Linked DNA regions of Homo sapiens: region 2 is linked to region 1. Evidence: chromatin contacts called from ENCODE Hi-C data. All regions are on one chromosome and are shown on one strand. Each heading gives the region's core, a stretch centred on a gene start or an enhancer-like site at or near the end of the contact. The rest is flanking DNA. Distances are from core to core; before and after follow the strand shown. Region 1 overlaps JAZF1 (JAZF zinc finger 1). Region 2 overlaps CREB5 (cAMP responsive element binding protein 5).

Region 1 (6,630 bases), core at 1,295-3,794:
TGGGCTATCGCAAGTCCTCCTTGGCATGCCTCCCTCACCGGTGAACTTCTCAGTGTCAGAAATAGGGAGGTGCATCCAGTTGGTAAAAGCACAGAAATAAAGAGGCAATGGGAAAGCCTGAACCCACAGGTTCAACTAGATTCCCACACAAGCACACATTGATCTTCAATTTGAATCAGTGGGGGGAAAGGTCACTTATCTTTAAATGTGAGAGCTGTCTAAAACGAATGTATCTGCTGAAACATGGGATATAGCAATGGGCTAAATAATTACTGATTAATTCACTTAGCAGTCACCTCATTTTCTTCCCATTGTCTTCCCTACGTTTTCTTCCCCTGAGGAAATAAACACCCTGATGAAATAAAACAAAGTCTCACAATGCTGATTGGAAAGTCCCTTCTGGCAGGAGCCTCAGCAGTGACCACTAGAGCAAACACAGCGCCCACGTAATCTGCAAGAAGGTTTTACCTTCCTCTATTCCCTTGCCAGGAGCACCCTGACAAACATTACCTGGCTTCTTTGAAGATAGGTTTTCTGAAGAGGATTCCATTTCCTTCAGGAACTTTCTAGGGGAGGCAGTCAGAGGACTGAGTAACTGAAATGAGTGTTACTATAAGGAGGACAGGATCATCTTGCCCGGTGGGGAGGCAGGTCCAGAAAGCTTCGGGGGGCAGGGTACTGCTTCAGGGAATTTTGACAGAATCTGTCATCTTGTCAAAGGTGGGCATTCAAGGAAGTAGAAACAGGGTGAGCAAAGATGTGCTGGGAGGACTCAGGGAATTGCCAATAATTTGGCACAGATGGCCTGCAAAAGAATTGCTTCCAGACTTTTGGATTTCACAAAGCAGGCCATGAAAGAAAAGTAATGCCCATGGAAGAGTCCAGAAAACAAAGATATTGACTATCATTATCTTCATTTTGTAAAAGAAACAACAGTTTAGTGCACACATTCATCAAAAGGCATCACCTTCGAATAAAGGCCACAAATGCCGCCGTATCTAACTTGAAGAAACAGTCATGACAGCGTGTCTATGTTTTTTTCTCATTGCATGAGGACCGGTGGGAACACTGTCATGGGGCCAGCCCTGGTCTGCACATTTGGGCATGATGACTACAGGGCACAGGAAGGGGCTTTCCTCTCCTAAGAGGCCACACAACTTGCCCAAGCCTCACACGGGGGAGACATTAGGAAGCACTCAGGTGGGGTCTGAAGGGAAGCCTGTGTGTCCACCTGCTTCTCATGCTACAGGCCACTTCGCCTCCAGGCCCATGCTGATGGCCTGACAACTGAAGGAGACTGGCTCTTGAGGTCCAAAACTCCACCAGTCATTTAAGTGTCTGCAGGCAGCATGTGAAGTATAGTCATCAAGTATTTTAGATAAAAATGTGCTCATTCGATAGGTAACGCCATTAAAAATTTCATGCATGAAGAATTTGTAACTAGAAGTGAAAAAGTTTTAAGTTATAAGGCAAATGGAAAAGCACAATACAAATTATACATAATAATTAATAATGTAAATAAAGACTGAAAGGAAAGGCATCCAAATGTTAACAGCAGTAGCTCTTGGGAGGGGGGATTTTCGATATATATATATATATATTTTTTTTTTGAGACGGAGTTTCACTCTGTTGCCCAGGCTGGAGTGCAGTGGTGCGATCTCAGCTCACTGCAACCTCCACCTCCCGGGTTCAAGTGATTCTCCTGCCCCAGCCTCCCAAGTAGCTGGGATTACAGGCACATGCCACCACACTCGGCTAATTTTTTGTATTTTTAGTACAGACAAGGTTTCACCATGTTGCCCAGGCTGGTCTTAAACTCCTGACCACAAGTGATCTGCCCGCCTTGGCCTCCCAAAGTGCTGGGATTACAGGCATAAGCCACCATACCTGGCTTGGAGGGGGAATTTTAAAAATGCTTTTCTATGTCTTATAAATGTACTATAATTTATTTTCATGTTTTCCTTTATTTTCTATATTTTCTACAATACTTTCAAAAACAAAGGATGAGGCCAGGCACGGTGGCTCATGTCTGTAATCCCAGCACTTTGGGAGGCCAAGGCAGATGGATCACTTGAGGTCAGGAGTTTGAGACCAGCCTGACCAACATGGTGAAACCCTGTCTCTACTAAAAAAATACAAAGTTAGCCGGGCATGATGGCGCATGCCTGTAATCCCAGCTACTTGGGAGGCTGAGGCTTGAACCCGGGAGGCGGAGGTTGCAGTGAGCCGAGATCATGCCATTGCACTCCAGCCTGGACAAAAAGAGTGAAATTCCATCTCAAAAAAAAAACACAGAGGATAAAATCTTTTAATTTTTAAAAGTTTGAGTCAAAACTAATGTTTTTAAAAAACCTGCATTATCCAATTGTCATAAATTGCCACAATTCACTCTACTAGTGAAAAAACAAAAAAGAATTGTGGCTCATGTTGACATATACTTAATAATTATTTTTCTTTCTACTTTAGTATATCTATCTCATTAGCATTTTATTTTTAGATTTCCCAAATCAAACCAGCAGCTTCATGTCTTTACGTAGTTTCGTCCTCACATGATGATGTGAGAGTTTCGATTTGACTTAATTATGTCACTATGCAGAGGAAATTTAGCTAGGTCTGTTGATGAATCAGAAGTTCTCTTATATAAAACAACAACAACTACTACTACAGGTCAGCTAATGATATAGATGGTTTTTAAAGGAAATGAATCAGCTTTCATGGTTTCATGACAGGGTTGCTAAAACTTTGCTCTATACGATTTTCCCATATTTGGCTACATCTCTTCAACAACTTCACAAGTATTCATCTGAATACCTAAAAGTCCTGTATTTGGAATAAATCAAAAGGCTTGACTTACTACTCATGAAACCCTGAATCTAATTCCCTGGCCAGGGTATAAGTAAGCTGGCCCTCTGACCCACTCCATCTCCCAGTTACCCCACTGTGCTACTGAGCACACCTTTTCCTCTCCCAAACTCTACTGCATTTCTTCTAATACTCAATGCTTCATCTATGCCAGGCATTGGATTAGTTTTTTCTATCTCCCATTGACTCAGAAAAGGGAAAAGAAAAATCAAAGGCCATATAAGTAATAACAAATGAATCCTGACTTACTATTCCTTTGTAAAAGAAAAAGATAAAAATTAAAAATTCGACTCAGGAAATACAAGAATAGTAAGTAAATACAGCGAGTTAATGAAGAATTACAGATAAGAAAGTAGTGATTGAAGAATGAGTTATGCAGAGGCGAAATTCAGCTAGGTCTATTGACACAGGACAGGAAAAGGAAGAAGGTAGGAGGTTTGAAAAGGGGACACTGCAAAAAATGGCAGTGGAAAAAGTACAAGAAAGATACAGAGATAACCCAATACAGATACACAGAAATACATTTGAATTTTACAACTTTTTCATAACTATTATGATTACATGTTTTTGAAAACAGTGTAAATTGGTGTTGCATTTTCACAAAGCCGTATTATATAGTTTCTTAGTTTCTAGGGAGAATTTTTAAAATTTATAAATCATGTAAAAGGTTTGTTGAGCAGTCTAGGTAATTTCCAACTTCCAGAGACCAATGTCCAGTTCATTATAATTTCTCCCTCGAATCAGCACCTCCACTATGGCCCTATGAGCAGTGTGGGGCCACTAGTACTCTCCAAGGGTACACTACTTGGTTTGCTCATCTTGGAGCATACAGTTCTTAACACTGTCAGCCAGGAAGTGGGCTCTCAGAAAATGTTTGCTGAAATAAAACTAATGAAATGTAAGCATCAGGCTCTTTGCGAATGATAAAAAGCATCACACTTCCACTAAAAAAAAAAATTAGCAACAATGTATTTTATAAATTTATTTTCCTAAAGTCTATATTTAGAATATGATTATTCAAAAAAGTGAGTAACTTCTATTGGGGAAATTTTCATTAATAACCAGATTGCAGGTTTTTCCCAACTATAATAAAAAGGCAAAGACCAAAACAAAACCAAACAAAAAAAGGATTGTTCAGTTCTAGATGACGATACCAGGAAATTCTACCTGAGGCAAACCTATCCCATAGCCATCTCCATTCTAACTGTCTCACTCTCTGCAGCCATACTGAACAAACCTATTCCCTCTTTCTTGACAGCCCTCCTCATATCTGGAACTATGTTCTCTTCACCAAGCTAAGCATTACCAGTCCCTCTTCTCTTCCTCATTCATGGCTTCCAGAGCCTTCATTTCTTGATAGCCTTTCTACAGAGACTTATTTCATTGAATATGACAATCAGAATTGATGTGGTCTGGCAATGACCACGGTGGGGTTACCACTCACCATACCCAGAAATCCATACCTCTATTAGGGGTGCTTTGGGATGTCTGCAGCTCAGAACTGTTTGCAAAACATGTATCCTCTCCTGCCCTCCACCTACCTGCCCCTCTACCCCCTCCCCCTGGAACAATTATCATGAGACTCTAAGAGAAGTCCCTATCAAAACTTCACTATGAAAAATCCAGGGAGAACACTGGGAAATGCCAAGAATTCTCAGTCCCTGGGTACTTTCATAATGGGATGAAGAGGTACACATGAAGATGGCCCCTAACAAAGCCTCCCCGAAGTTTTGGGGACTGCTGTCCTCCTTGACTGACCCCCTCCCATCCCAACCCATGAGGGTAACTGGCTTATATGACTATTTAAGAAAGAATCTGCAAAGCGCAGATGAGCTTTTGCTACAATCCCACAAGTTGATCCCATAATCTAAGCTGTCCAGCAACAGAATAGACCTGAAATAAGCTGATGTGAAATAAGCCCTTAGTGATCACAATGTTCAAGCATGGCAGAGGGCCACTGTCAGGGTCCCTACAGAAGTCTCCAATGGGTAGAGCAGATGGGTTTGAGACCACTAATGACTCTTCTAGTACTTAAGATATGATCATTATACAGCCTCTTCAAGATCCTCTGGTCAAACTTAACCTCATATCCAATAGTCTGATGTTCTGGAGTGAGTGCAGGACTCAAACATTTATTCAACAATCAACCAACTAACTAACCAAACCACATTTACTGAATGTCTCTTGAATGCCAACCATTGTGCCATACAGGTGAAAAAGGAATTCCACTCACATTCTCTGGCCAATGGGATCCTTTATTTTTCTGCTTGATCTTATTAATCTATCACTGAGCAACCTTAGGCTGCTGCTGACAATTAATACTAAATAATTATTTATGATTCCCTATTCCTACCTTTTATTAATTATGGTACTTAATTTCTCAGTTTCAAAATTTCTGTAACATCATTGATTATAAATATATTCTATTTCCTACTAAGATGATGCCTACAATATTGAAAAAAAAAGGGGGCTCTCAATGATAGAAGGAAAAAATGGCCTTTTCTCCTAAAAACAATTATATTCAAAATAGACAAAACATACTAGGGAGAGAAAAAGGCAAAACATTAAAAAAAAAGAAAAGTAAAAGCTTAGAAGTAGATACAGTAAGATATTTGCAATTGCTATCTGCCCTTGCTCACTAAAACTAAAAATAAAATTGGCTTGCGGTTTACTAAATTTGGTTGCAAGTACTTTTCCCCACCAAACCACTCTGCAATCACATCAGTCACTAATGAAAATGATTGGGAGGGGGGATGGAAAGGAGGCTGCAGTAAAAACACACTGTATATTTTCTGGAACATATGATGAAACAGAAGGTTTCACTTCTTGTTTCAACCATTTTAGCACCTTCTCCTTTTACTCAATTTCAGGGCATGAAAGAGACTGGGCAGTTGTGCAGAATATGAGGAGAACTCATTTTGAGAGAAGATTAAAACCTGGCCCACTAATAAACTATCTTCAGTTACTGTACACATCAGTCAAACCAAATAATTCACTCTCAGTTTAACTCATTCTACAGGGCTCTGGAATAATACATCACTCTTCTGATAGAGGCACAAGTCCATTAATTACCAAACTGTGCTGCCACAGAGTTATACGGTCTTCATTCTTCCCCTATAAAGTGTGTTTTAGTTTTCGAGGCAAGAGGAGAAATTCAGAGGGGAAATGAGTAATTTAGGAACCTTTTACAGCTCTCTGGCCTGCACTAAGTAATCCTTTCTTCCCTTTCAGAGTTAATCATCAAAGGTACTGAACACAGTATGGAGGGCCTGGCCACCCATGCCCATTCAGCAACTACAACCTCCACCTAAATTCAGAATTATCATACAAGAAATGACCCATGCAGAAGAGACCAAGAGAAACAACCACATCTAGGCTGTGACAGCACAGAATGTATGTGTGTGTCTGTGTGTGTGTGCACGCGCACATGGGAAGTATAGGAACCAAATACCTGGGTCCAAATTCTAACCCTGCTTCTTCCTGGGAAGATGATCTTGTGCAAATTAACCTCACAATGCCTCTGCTTTTTGATCTGGAAAATTATCTTAAGGGTATAAGGGTACCTACCTGATAAGGTGTCTATGAGGTTACATAAGCTAATGTAGGTAATGTCCAAATCACAGTAGCTGGTATGTACATATACATACACCCTTGATAGATACCTTATTCATTCAATCCAAATTGCCACTCACTCCAGCACACTGGTATCTCTGGCTGCCAAGAGTTATGCAACAACATACTTAAACACCAAATCATCTAAATCATTTG
Region 2 (6,757 bases), core at 2,040-4,539, 380 kb after region 1:
TGTGGCAAGTTCCCAGATGATGCTGATGCTGCTGGTCTGGGACCACACTTTGAAGACCACTGGTCTAAAAATTCTCTTGACAGCCAGGTGCAGTGGTTCTTGCCTGTAATCCCAGTGCTGTGAGAGGCTCATGTAGGAGGATCACTTGAGGACAGGTGTTCAAGACCAACCTGGGCAATATGGTGAGACATCATCACTACAAAAAAGTTTTTAAAAAATTAGCCAGGCATGGTGGTGCATGCCTGTATTCCTAGCCATTCAGGAGGCTGAGACAGGAGGGTCTCAGCCCAGGAGTTTGAGGTTGCAGTAAGCTTTGATTGCATCATTGCACTCCAGCCTGCGTGACAGAGAGAGATCCTGTCTCAAAAAAATTCTCTTGTGAAATATACTTATTGTTTGTTTCATATTATTCCTTTCTTGAAGCCAGGATCTTGTGGAACCTACTTTGCACCACTGTAATGGAAAGAGCTTGAGCTATCCATACCTACTGGCTACGTGGCCTTACCAAGTCATTTAACTTTTTCTGAGCCGCCATGTTTATCTACCTTGCAAAGTTATAGTGAGGTTTGGGCACAATTACATGTGCGGGTCCAGCAAATTGCCTTGCACATAGAATATACTTACTAAATGGAAAGCATGTTTTGTTTAGTTCAGGCCAGAGCTATGCTGACATTTGCTGCACCCACACTTTCTTGGGATGTACTGACACTTCAAGACACTTTGAATGTACAGTCCAAAGATTTCTTGAAACTTGGGGCCCATCGCTTCTACCTGTGTGCAAGTGAGCAGATCTTCCTGACATAGGCTATCACTGAGTCGGCATTAATTGCTCTGTAATTGTCAAGGGGAATATTTCATGATGAAAGGATAGTGTTTGAAGATGCTGTGACATCCTGAATGCTTAATATTTCAATTCTCAATTATGTGAAAGCAGTTTGTAAACTTCAGTGTGCTATACAAATGAGTATGTGCTGGGTGCAGTGGCTCACGCCTGTAATCCCAACACTTTGGGAGGCTGAGGCGGGAGGATCAGCTGAGGTTGGGAGTTGGAGACCAGCCTGACCAACATGGAGAAACCCTGTCTCTACTAAAAACACAAAATTAGCCAAGTGTGGTGGCACATGCCTGTAATCCCAGCTACTCGGGAGGCTGAGGCAGGAGAATCACTTGAACCCAGGAGGTGGAGGTTGCAGTGAGCCGAGATCGCGCCATTGCACTCCAGCCTGGGCAACAAGAGCGAAACTCCATCTCAAAAAAAAAAAAAAAAAAAAAAAAGAGCGTGATTATAATTGTTATTACCTTAACCAATGTTTTAGGTTAAAAAAAAAAAAGGCTTGCCAATGCAGAATAGGTGTGTTTCTCACTTTTAAAGAAGAATATGATATTTATTTCCCTTCTTTGGCCATACTCTGAACATTATCTCAGAATCTCTCTGGTGGCTTCCACAACTTCCGGGATATCCTAACCTTGTTGCTTTAAGGCTGGACCTTGGAGAGGTCATGAGAGGGTAGAACATCAATTGACTTTGCAATGATTCCTCATAACCAAGGAGACACACCAGTCCTTCTGAGGCAACAAACTTGGAGGTGGAAGAATGTGATTCATGAGGAAAAGCAACAGCAACAGATTCCTGATTCTTCTGTGGGAGCAACTCTAAAGCTATGACCTGGAGCACAACTGGTGTCTGTTGCTTATTCCTGTGGCCTGCTGGGCTACATCTGGAGGTTCTGGAGACCAGCTGACCCCTGGAGGGATCTGGGCTCCAGTTTTTCCACCCAAGAATGCACGAGAGTGGTCACTGACTATGGAGCTCTGCTAATTGACCACTCAGGCAATAGCCAAAGCCCCGAAGGAGGTGCCAAGGTGGGAAGCACTTCCCTGTGCTCCCTGCAGAGGACCCTGTTGGCAGGCAGAAAAGGATGGGCCAGGAAAGTAGGGAAGGAGTGAGACGAGAGAAAGAAAATCACAGATGTCCCAAGTTTCCACAATTTTATCAAAAATTTTTCCATGACTCATCTTGTGCCTTCTCCCCAAATTTAACATGATAAAACCACTGGCCTAAATATAATTAAACTGCAATTACTCAAGAGTAAGAGGGTGGTACCTTTTAATCAACCCCTTCATTCCCTCAAACACAGAATCCAAGGTGGGAAAATAAAGAACAAAAACTGTCTGTCTCTCTTCTTCCCAACCTGATTTCCTTGCTCTATGGCCCTCTGAGAGGGAGAGCAAGTCAGAAGGATTTCCAGAATAATTTCTTCCCACCCAAATGTGGGGAAATCAAGTGAAAGCTGCACAGAGACAGCTGGAAGACTGTCATGTTTTGCTTGTTTGTTTCCTCAACCCAACTTCAAGACATGCTCAGCTCCAACACACTTTGCTTTACCTTTCTATACGTTAATCTGCCAGGAAAGTTTCTTCTACGGTGAGGCTATTTGGGACACCTGATAATCACACCAGCTATTGTTTACTGAGCACCTACTATTTGCCAGATATCTTGCAAAATTATCTCTTATCATCACAGCTCCATGAGGCAGGTTTTATCACTTATAATTTTCCTGATAAGAAATGAACTCAGAGATTAAGCTATTTGTCCTTAGTCATCCAATGGCAGAGCTGGGATTTAAACTCAAGACTGCCCAATTCTAAAAGTCCCCTCTGACTTTGGAAGGAGCAGTGGTGAATAGAACAGGAGCAAAAGCAATTCAGAGTCGCTTTTGTGATTGCTTTTGAATTGGTACACACTGTCACAGGCTCCGGATCCAGGCTTCTGATCCAACCCACATTGGTTTTCCTCGCCCGTCAGATAAGAGGAGCCATGCTTGACCTGGAAGGTGTTGAAAGACATGCTGCTGTGTGCAGCTTATCAAAGGGAACAAGGTTCACCATCACTGAGACCTAGGAAGGGGCCGTGGTCCAGCTGGACCCTAGTCGAGCTGCTCAGGGGCAGCTTGGGCTGTCGTCCAGGGTGCACGAAGCCATAGCCAATGTCAAGGGCTCCTAATGTCCAGGCAGGAAACTGTGACTGAAAAGCTGAAAAAACATATGATCCCATAAAAAGCTGCCTTTGGGGAAACAAGCCATTAGTCAGCCTTATTTATTTTTCCTTCTTGCTGCAAAGTTCAATACAGATGAAGGAGCTGCGATTATCATATAAAAGGCTATGCAAAATGGCCCTCCCTCTACGCTGCTGAAGAAAACTTTACCCTGGCTTTTCGCCATAGTTAGCTTTGTTTGTGTTCTTCAGATTCCGAGTCCTTTGACCACAGTTGTGATGGCCCAAGTAGAAGCGCAAGTGTGTCTCAAAATAAACAAGCAGTGCTGGAACTCTCTAGAGTCCCCACTCATCTCCACCCGCAGTCCTGCCTTTTATCCTGGCTGATGATGGAGGCCAGAGGAAAGGGATAGTGGTGGCCTTATTAAGACAAGATCTTCTGCGGGAAAAATATGCTTAATGAGCTTAGGAAAAACCTTGTGGTCGTGGAATGTAATAAAATTTCCATTTTCTTGGGTGAGATCAGGAAACCTTGACTGTCTATTCTGAGTTTTTGCCAGTTTTACTGGGGAATGTGCTTTTTGAAGGTCAAATGTTGTTTTTTTTTCCCAGTGGGTGGCGGGGAAGAGGCACAATATAATGTTTTGGGGAAAGCCCCATGGTCAATCCATGGGTGCAAAGTAACCAGGCCTGCTTGTCTTATATAGTCTCTTGGTCTCTAGGTTTTTTTTTCTTTTCATCTCTTAATTCCCCATGGCTTCGGTAATAAAGTACCCTAGACTGGGTGGCTTAGAACAACAGAAATGTGTTGCCTCACAGCTCTGGATGCTTGAAGTCCGAGATCAAGGTGTTGGCAAGGCTGATTTCTTCTGAGAGCTTTGAAGGAGGCACTGCTCCAAGCCTCCCTCCTGGCTTCGAGTGTTTTGCTGGCCATCTCTGGTGTTACTTGTAGATGCATCACTCCAGTCTCCACCTTCATGTTCATATGGTGTTCATCCTGTGTGTGTCTGTGTCCACATTTCCCCTTTTCATAAGGACACCACTCATGATAGATTGGGAGCCTACCCTCCTCCGGAATGACCTCATCTTAACTAATTACATCTGTGATGACCCTGTTGCCAAACAAGGTCACATTCTGAGGTCCTGGGGATTAGAACATCAATATATGAATTTGAAAAGGAGGGATACAATGCAACACGTAACACCATCTCATAGACTCATTAAACTTTTACTTTACATAGGAATTCTGAAACCAGGCCAACAGAGAGGGGTATGGAGACCCTAACTAAAAACTGAGGCTAGCCGGGCGTGGGGGCTCACGCCTGTAATCCCAGCACTTAGGGAGGCTGAGGTGGGCAGATCACGAGGTCAGGAGATCGAGACCATCCTGGCTAACATGGTGAAACCCTGTCTCTATTAAAATACAAAAAATTAGCCGGGTGTGGTGGCACGCACCTGTACTCCCAGCTACTCGGGAGGCTGAGGTAGGAGAATCGTTTGAACCCAGGAGGCGGAGGTTGCAGTGAGCTGAGATTGTGCCACTGCACTCCAGCCTGGCAACGGAGCAAGACTCCGTCTCAAAAAATAAATAAAAACTGAGGCTAAAACTTTGTCAGTGGAAAATTATTACTTCAACGCAAGACACCAACATTTGTGAAACAGGGTTCTGTAGGGGTTGGGGAAGCCAGAGCCATGCTATGAGGACACTCAAGCAGCCCTGTGGAGAGGTCCACGTGGCCAGGAGCTGAAGCCCCCTGCCAAACAGCTATAGGAGAGACTCATCTTGGAAGCAGATCCTCCAGTCCCGGTCAAACCTTCAGATGAATATAGCCCTGGCTGATATCTTGACTGCAACCTCATAAGAGTGCCTGAGCCAGGACCATCCAGCTAAGCTGCTGCTGAATTCCTGACATAGAGAAACCGTGAGATAATAAATGTTGTTTTAAGCCACGAAATTTTGTGGTAATTTGTTATGCAGCAGCTGCATTGCAAAATTGTTATCCAGAGATCTAATACAGCTCCTGGCACCCCAACCCTGGAAAAGCAAATCTGCCTCTACTTTGTGAACAGTGTCATCGTGACAACTTCAGAGGGAAAGAGTCCCAGACCAACAGTGCCTCGGGTCTCGTGGATCGGAAGGTTTTCTTTGTTTGTTTGTTTGTTTTTGTTTTTTAAGGAAATGGAGAAAAAGGAACTAACAAAGTAATTGAAAATTGGTATATTTTATTTACTACAACTACAAACACATTAGGCTAAAGCAAGAACTTTGTTCATTTGATCAGCAGGATAACATAGTGGTAAGAGCACAGAATTCCAAGCCAAAAGATCTATGTTTGTATCCCAGCTTTTGCCAGCTATGTAATCATAGGAAGTTACTATACCTCTCACCCTAAGTGTTCTCATCTGTCAAATGGGATAACAGTAATAGCACCAACCCCTTAGACAAGAGTTACTGTGGGAAATAACTTAGAACTGTGTTTAGCACATAATAAGATGTGAGAACACAGGAGTGGGAAGATCCACTTATGACATAAAATGTCCCACAGTTAGAGACATAGGATGCTTGTTGAAAGAGCCAGGCTTGGATCATGAGGTCAGGAGTTCAAGACCAGCCTGACCATGATGGTGAAACCCTGTCTCTACTGAAAATACAAAAATTAGCCGGGTGTGGTGGTGCACACTGGAAGGCGGAGGTAGCAGTGAGCCGATATCGTACCATTGCACTCCAGCCTGGGCAACAGAGCAAGACTCCATCTCAAAAAGAAAAAAAGAAAGAGCCAGCCTTTAAGGAAACGGGAAGTCAAAGCTTGTGTAACGAAGCAAGACCAGACTTTTTAAATCTACCTCCCTTAACCTTTATAAACATGTGGACATCATAAACTTTAGGGAAAAAAAGTAATTGTCCCCAGTGACAGAAGGGATGGCGAGACCGCATAACTTGTTCCGGGCCATAAGACACATGGACACTCTGGTGACCATACCTGTCCCCGCACAGTTGCTGTCCTTTCCTGTCGTGCGTACCTGCACTTTGCATGGAGACACTGACTTCAGTCATACTGTCAGTAAGTCATTTCAGAAAGCACCACAGGATTTCCGGAAGGACATAGCATTTTAAAATTCTACTGGGTAAGAACTAAGTTCCCCACTTATAATTTCTAAAAGGCTAAGGGTTATTTTTACGGGTTTTTGAGCTCTCCATTTTACATCATGTCCTCTGAGAAGTTTTCAATGAGCTCAGTCCTGTATTGGGCAGAGGCTGCCTCCTCTTCTGTTTTAAAGGAGCTTGAAATTCTTTTACTTCTTGATACAGCAACCAAACCTGAATATATTGTGAGGTTCCCATCCCAAGTCAGAGCTCTTGAGGGGAATCATCCTTGTCCTCCTCTTCTTCCTCCTCTTCTCCTAAATGGTGCTACATAGGCTGGCTTAACATCTTTTTTTGAAATAAAAACCAAGTGTAAACATGAGTCAGAATGACAGGGCATATGCAGGACTCCAACATTTACTTTTGACATGAGTTGATTTTCAGTTATGTTCTGAGAACCTAGATCCTGTCATCCCAACCCTGGAAAAGCAAATCTGTATCTATTTTGTGAACACTATGATCCTGACAACACTGGGGGGAAGAGTCTCAGACCCACAGGGCCTCAGGCCTCAGGAATAGGAATTTCCAGAAGAAAAAAATAAGGACGCTTTGATCCACTTGCCCTTCGTATTATTGTCTCCCTGTGCAATTTGCTGGAGAATTTCCCACTGGCTCTT

What was found. A loop is a pair of places that touch in the nucleus more often than their neighbours do. Pooled maps may share reads with other maps.
Region 2: a loop to region 1 is called in a map with no recorded cell type, with 3 times the contacts of the local background. The contact joins two enhancer-like sites. A Hi-C loop is called at or near these places in 3 of 37 single-sample maps with no recorded cell type and 2 of 50 pooled maps.

The regions. Positions count from the first base shown.
Region 1 is chr7:28,149,512-28,156,141 of GRCh38, forward strand. All of the region lies in intron 1 of JAZF1 (JAZF zinc finger 1), which reads right to left. Among named protein-coding and RNA genes, the nearest start is that of JAZF1-AS1, 28 kb to the right of the region's middle. Within about 2 kb of position 2,545, at least 6 of the 41 ENCODE cell types and tissues checked have a DNase peak (open chromatin) inside an H3K27ac peak, as active enhancers do.
Region 2 is chr7:28,527,454-28,534,210 of GRCh38, forward strand. The region is part of intron 4 of CREB5 (cAMP responsive element binding protein 5); the gene reads left to right. Among named protein-coding and RNA genes, the nearest start is that of CREB5, 120 kb to the left of the region's middle. Within about 2 kb of position 3,290, at least 7 of the 41 ENCODE cell types and tissues checked have a DNase peak (open chromatin) inside an H3K27ac peak, as active enhancers do.